Regions from separate parts of the Homo sapiens genome. Here region 1 is linked to region 2. A link is an interaction called in ENCODE POLR2A ChIA-PET data of the cell type or tissue named here. Cell type or tissue: OCI-LY7. All regions are shown on one strand. Each heading gives the region's core, and the rest is flanking DNA. Links, peaks and the distances in the headings are about the cores only. Region 1 holds the start of LOC124904062 (a long non-coding RNA gene). Region 2 has its middle 15 kb from the start of LINC01973.

Evidence for each region. Peaks named below come from ENCODE experiments on the same cell type or tissue, not always from the same donor. Only the 100,000 strongest peaks of a DNase experiment are listed, where the experiment ranks them.
Region 1: POLR2A ChIA-PET joins it to region 2 with 14 read pairs; 3 of 35 experiments call an interaction of 5 or more read pairs at or near these places.

What each region holds. Positions count from the first base shown.
Region 1 is chr17:77,387,736-77,390,632 of GRCh38, forward strand. All of the region lies in intron 2 of SEPTIN9 (septin 9), which reads left to right. LOC124904062 (a long non-coding RNA gene) reads right to left here and starts at 1,017. Exons shown (of 2, transcript XR_007065918.1): 1 at 654-1,017; 2 at 1-77. RefSeq lists an enhancer at 1,680-2,410. In OCI-LY7, for the core only: no CTCF peak of the experiment used is centred there; no DNase peak of the experiment used is centred there.
Region 2 is chr17:77,868,006-77,870,902 of GRCh38, forward strand. No RefSeq gene overlaps it. Among named protein-coding and RNA genes, the nearest start is that of LINC01973, 15 kb to the right of the region's middle. RefSeq lists an enhancer at 1,577-1,666. In OCI-LY7, for the core only: no CTCF peak of the experiment used is centred there; a DNase peak (open chromatin) is centred at 1,836; H3K4me3 peaks cover 2,463 bases; H3K27ac peaks cover 2,488 bases.

The DNA.
Region 1 (2,897 bases), core at 259-2,758, 480 kb before region 2:
TGGTAAGAGGCGGCTGTCCCTGCCACACTTGATGGGTGAGTGTGTGAACGGGGCTGGGAGCAGGACACTTGTCACTTCTGTGGACAGATTCCAGAGGCTCATGAATCTGCTGCTGGGGAAGGTGCCTGATCTAGCCTGACCCTCCACCCCCACCTCCCCCTTCCCGCCCCCCTTCACCAGCCCTGTTCCCAGAGCTTCACTTCCCCAAAGGCAGGCGCCGTTTCCTGGACTTCTCAGCAGCTACCCCCTACCCCAGACCCCTCTCTTGTAGGCCCCTCTGGTCTCAGCGCCTACTCCTCCCTGGGCTTCTGCCCCTCTACCGTGAGGCTTCTGGGCAGAAGTGTGGGGCCCCCTCGCTGTGTCTGGCTCTCGCGGTATACCAGGGGTCCTCCCAGGGGCCCGCCCTGCCCGCTAGGTTTCCAGGGAGCTTTTCAAGTTCTTAGATGGGCTTGATGGAGTTTCCCAATGCGTTGTCTCAGAGCAGGAGGGGCCCCGGCTGAGTCCGAGAGTCCCCTCAGTCACACCCTGGGCTGTTTGGGGCAGCCAGGCAGCCCGTCTTCTGGAGGTGCTGCCTCTCTCTGGTTACCCCTTCTGGAATCTTCTGCGTCCAGTTGCGGCCCCTCCTACACAGCACACCCACCACCCCCTTTTACCTGTGACTCTTCTTTGTCAACCTCTTCATGTCTTTGAGAATGGAGACCAGGTCCTCCTCACCCTGGAGTTCAGCAGAACCTAAACCAGGCAGATCCGTGTAGGTTCACGTGGGGGCTCTGTGGCCACTGTGGCTCTGCCGTCACCTCCAGCCCAGCTTGGCGCGCTTTGGATCATGTCATTCAGTGCCGGTCCTCCAAACCTCTCCCCTGGCTCTGCAGGTCTGGGAAGCAGCTGGCTCCTGGGTGCAGCTGTGACCGGAGCCTGAACTCTGCTCCCTGGGGTCACCGTCCCCTGTAATTAGGCTGCAGCTCATATTGGCTCGGGCAGAGGCCATCGGCTGCCCGCCTTGGGGCCACAACACAGAGAGCCCCGTGATTAATGGAGGCTCCACCTGGGCCAAGTGGCCCCTGGTGTTAGGCGCTTTTTTTTTTTTTTTTTTTTTTTTGCATTTTTTAAGTGCTTGTAACATTTCCCCTAATGGACAATGAGACGAGGAGGGAGGGAGGGGTGGCTTCTCTGCCCAGGCAGATCAGGAATGGTCACCGCCTGTGTGTGCAGTGACAGGTCTGGGAACAGACAAGGGAGAGCTTGTCCGGGAGGCTGGACCCTCACACCGATGCTGCCTGTGCCTGGCAGCTCTGTCCCGGGCCTCAGAACAGACACTGACCAACACGCTCCTCAGGGTCTCCAGGTCCGGGTCCTGGTCCCCGGCAGAGCTTCCCATCCATGGGAAGAAGCACCGAGCAGCCTTGCTGGCTCCTCGCAGGGAGCTGGGATGCATTTCTAAGAGCAGCATGCGTGAAGCCCGGGGTCTGGGCAAAGGAGTGTTTGGGGAAGAGTCTGCTGTTGTTGGAGGGTCGGAAGTAGAGGGGAAGGAGGGGCACGCGGTAGGCTGAGGAGGTGGCTGGCGACCCTGTGGTGGGGACGAGGGGGCTATGAGCAGACCAGGAGCCAGCATCACGTTTCTCTGTCTCCAGAATCGAGGACGGAGAGCTGCCAGAGAGGCCCTGGCGGGGTGTCTGGGGCCACCTAAAGGGCGTGGGTGGATTAAAGCTGAGGAAAGCCTCATTTTGGGGGACTCCGTACTTAACCTTTGAGGCCCTCAGAGCTGCAGCCTGTGGTTTTTCGAAGTCAATCACCTCCCAGGGCCTCGCTCCTGCCTTCAGCGACAGCCATTTATCAGGGAGTCTTTGACCCAAGGAGACCTGAAAGGTCATCTGGTCCCTCTCCTACCCCCAGGCAGGCCACACCTAGACCCTCCCACACAGATCCGTCCCACCCTTCTGCTGCCTTCCACCAGGGACGGAGGGTGGGCGGCCCTCCCACCCAGGCCCTGGCGGCCCCACCCCAGCCAGGAAATTCTTCCTCTTTATCTGCCTCACATCTCTTCCCCTGCGGCTTCCGCCCATTTCCCCTCAATCTGCTCCTAGTGGAGCAGCCAGCAGCTGGTTTAGAACCCGGGGGTGGGGGGAGCGCTAGACCAGTGCAGCACATCTGAGAGTGTGCCAGAGGTGCTCCCATTCCCATAGCTGATTTAGTAAAGAAAAGAGGAAGTCCAGCAACTTAGCGCCACTTTAAAGTCCGCCTGGAATGACCCTGTGGCTGCCGGAACCAGGGGCACGCGGTAGATGACGGGAGCAGGCACAGAGAGGCCTTCGTCCCGGATCAGTCGCTGTTGCCCTCTTGGAGGCTGGGCTGCCTTTCAAGAAGAGGACCCAAGGCCCTGTGAGCGGTGGCCTCCTCTGGAGCCTTTACTGTGGTCCTGGTTCTGCTCTGCGTAAAGAGAGATGGCTTGAAGCAGAAGCTGCTACGTGGCTGTCCCAGGCAGGCGCCCGTAGTCCCAGCTACTCGGGAGGCGGAGGCAGGAGAATGGCATGAACCCGGGAGGCGGAGCTTGCAGTGAGCAGAGATGGCACCACTGCACCGCAGCCTGGGCGACAGAGCAAGACTCCGTCTTAAAAAAAAAAAAAAAAAAAAGGAGTAGAGAAATCTTTCCCAGAAGGCCTGCAGTCACCTCCCCTTCATGTTTCAGAGGTAAAAAAAAAAAAAACTGCACATTTCGCTTTTTTTTTTTTTTTTTGAGACGGAGTCTCGCTCTGTCGCCCAGGCTGGAGTGCAGTGGCGCGATCTCGGCTCGCTGCAAGCTCCGCCTCCCGGGTTCACGCCATTCTCCTGCCTCAGCCTCCCGAGTAGCTGGGACTACAGGCGCCCGCCACCACGCCCGGCTAATTTTTTGTGTTTTT
Region 2 (2,897 bases), core at 286-2,785:
CCCGTTTACTCCCCAGGTGAATGAACTGAGGTCCAGAGAGGGGAGGATTTGCCCGAAGTAGCCAAGCTCACTAGCAGCCCATCTTGCACTTGGCACGTGTGGGAAGCCAGAGAAGCTGGGCACAGCTCAGTGTCTCATACCCTCTGCCATCCCTGGAGGGGTGAGGCTCAGACACCCACTGCCGACACAGACACCCAATTTCAGTCAAGCCCCCAGACCCCCAGCCTACCCATGGCAAGGACGTTCCAGCCAAGTTGCCTTTCTTCCTGTTCCTCGGTATCCTGTCCTCCTATCCGGGCCTCACCTGACCTCAGTGCCACCCAGGGCCCCAGCCCTCCAGTTCAGGAGGGCTCGAGACCTGCAGATAGGATCTTAGCACTGACACGTCAGAGGGTCCCCCGATGCACACGAGCCACCTCCCCTCCCTCACCGCTGCTGCGGGGCAAAGCCAAGCAGATGCTCTTAGCAGAGTGGCCCTGGGATGCCTTGGGAGGCACAACTGGTAGCTGCGTGCAGCTCAAAGCTGGAGCCACCTCCAATGCCCAGAGGAGGCTGGCCAGAGGGGCGAAGAGGAAACCAGGCTGTCACGTCAGGTCAAGTGATACATTCGGTGGTGGCCTGACCCCAGCCGGCTTGGGGAGGAAGCTTTGGGACCCGGACTCTCATGCCCAGACTCTGTGTGTGTGTGTGTGTGTGTGTGTGTGTGTACACGCGCATGTGCGTCTGTATGCACATACGTGTGTGTGCATACACGTGTGTGTGTGTGTGTGTGTGTGTGTGTGTGTGTGTGTGTGTGTGTAGGGGCAGAGTGGAGCTCTCCCTAAAAGTTCTTCTTAAATAGATAATGTTTATCAAGAAGTACCCAGACCAGCAGCGGGAAAAATACTTAATAACCACTTAAGTAAACAGCAAGATTGGCAGGAACCATTTTTCAAGAGAAAAGAGCTGGGAGAAGGCTGCCAAGCGATGGATGGAAAGTATAATAAATTCCACGTCACTGCAGAGGCTCTGGCTCTCCAAGGCACTCTGGGCCCATATCTGTCGCTAAGGCTCTGATGGGCCGGCACAGGACACTTCATCATCTTACTACTTTGACATATCACATCCCAAAAGGTGGTGCTGGGCTTGGGATGTGGTGGCTGTTCTTCCCAAACCACTGGGAGTTTGGAGAGTTCTGTGTCTGTGGAAGGGGAGCTGCGTCGAGCTCGCTGGGGCTGTGGCACCAGGAGGAAAGAGCATTTTCCAGGAGCCAGTGTCCCAGGCAGAGGATGGGAGGTGGCCTTAGGTGATGGCATATGAAGAGGGCCGTTCCTCCTCCTTCATGCAAGGATCATGCAGCTGGCCCTAAGCCAGCCTCCAGGCACTCTGGCCAAGCCTCATGTGCCCTTCCCCTTCCCCAGTAGTTCCCAGCGTGGGGCAAACAGTTCTGTCTTCTCAAGACCCAGGCGACGTGTCTCCTTTGCAGATGCTTCAGAATCCGGAGCAAGAACTCTGCAGAATGAGGCAGCTGAAGTGCCCCAGTGGAACCTCATTCTGCAGACCTAGCCCAGGGGAGGTTACCGGGCAGGCAGCTTCACAAACCCACACACAAGCAAAGGGATGTTTTATTTGAGACCACGAGGCCATGGTGATTCCCAACTCACCAATCCATGCTCCGGCACTGACCTGCTGTGTGAACTCAGACGAGCCCCTTAACCTCTCCTCCACCTCAGGTGTTCTCCCCCGTCAAATGCAATTCACAGTTTTAGCTCTGCCGGCCCCGCCAGGCTGTGGGCAGATCAGGTGAGAAAAAGGGATGTGAAAGCAAGTTTGTGAACGGCACAGCACGGAGCAAAGGCAGGACACTGTCACTTCCCATCATGGGTGCTGAACACAGAGCCACACCCCTGCCAGCCTCAGGCCGGGGTGCCCAGCCTCCCCCAAAAAGCTGCATCACAGGGCTCTCCCAAGCCCTTATTTGCATTTAGCTCCCCTCTGTGGTCCTCCCTGCAGTGGCTGAGGATGGTAATAATGACAGTAGCTGAGCTTCGTTGAGTGTGTTGCACAACAGCGCATTGCACTCTCCCAGCAACCCCGTTTTTCAGATGAGGAAGCTGAGGTGTAGAGAAGGTAAGAAATTGGCCAAAGTCAGAGTGAACGAGCAGTGAGGCTGGGTGTCCGCCTCGGATCTGTCCGGCAGCCCCTGGGCTGGGTTTCTCAGGCATTGGCCCTCCAGCTTGGTGATTTTTGCCAGCGTTGTGCCCACCCTGGACTATGATGTATAATATTGTGTGTGTATGTATTAGGTATAGTCATTTATTCAACACATTTTTATTGAGGACCTAATATATGTGCCAGGCATCACTCTGGCGTTAGACATAGGTAGTAAACCAAATGGACAAAAATACCTACCCATGTAGGGCTTTTTATTTTTTGAGACAGGGTCTTGCTGTGTCACCCAGGCTGGAGTGCAGTGGTGCAATCACGGCTCACTGCAGCCTCTGCCTCTGAGCTCAAGTGATCCTCCCACCTCAGCCTCCAAAGTACCTGGGACTACAGGTGCATACCGCCATGCCCACCTAGTTTTTGTTTTGTTTTGTTTTGTTTTTTTTGTAGAGACAAGTTTCACCATGTTCCCCAGGCTGGTCTCAAACTCCTGGGCTCAAAAGCAATCCGCCTACCTCAGTCTCCCAAAGTGCTGGGATTACAGGTATGAGCCACCCCTCCTGACCATGAACCTACTCACTTTTGAAGTAACGTTTATTTTCAGTCTGGGTATGGTGGCCTATAATCCCAGCACTTTGGGAGGCCAAGGCAGGTGGATCACTTGAGGTCAGGGGTTCAAGACCAGCCTGGTTAATACGGCCAAACCCCGTCTCTACCAAAAATACAAAAATTAGCCAGGTGTGGTGGTGCTC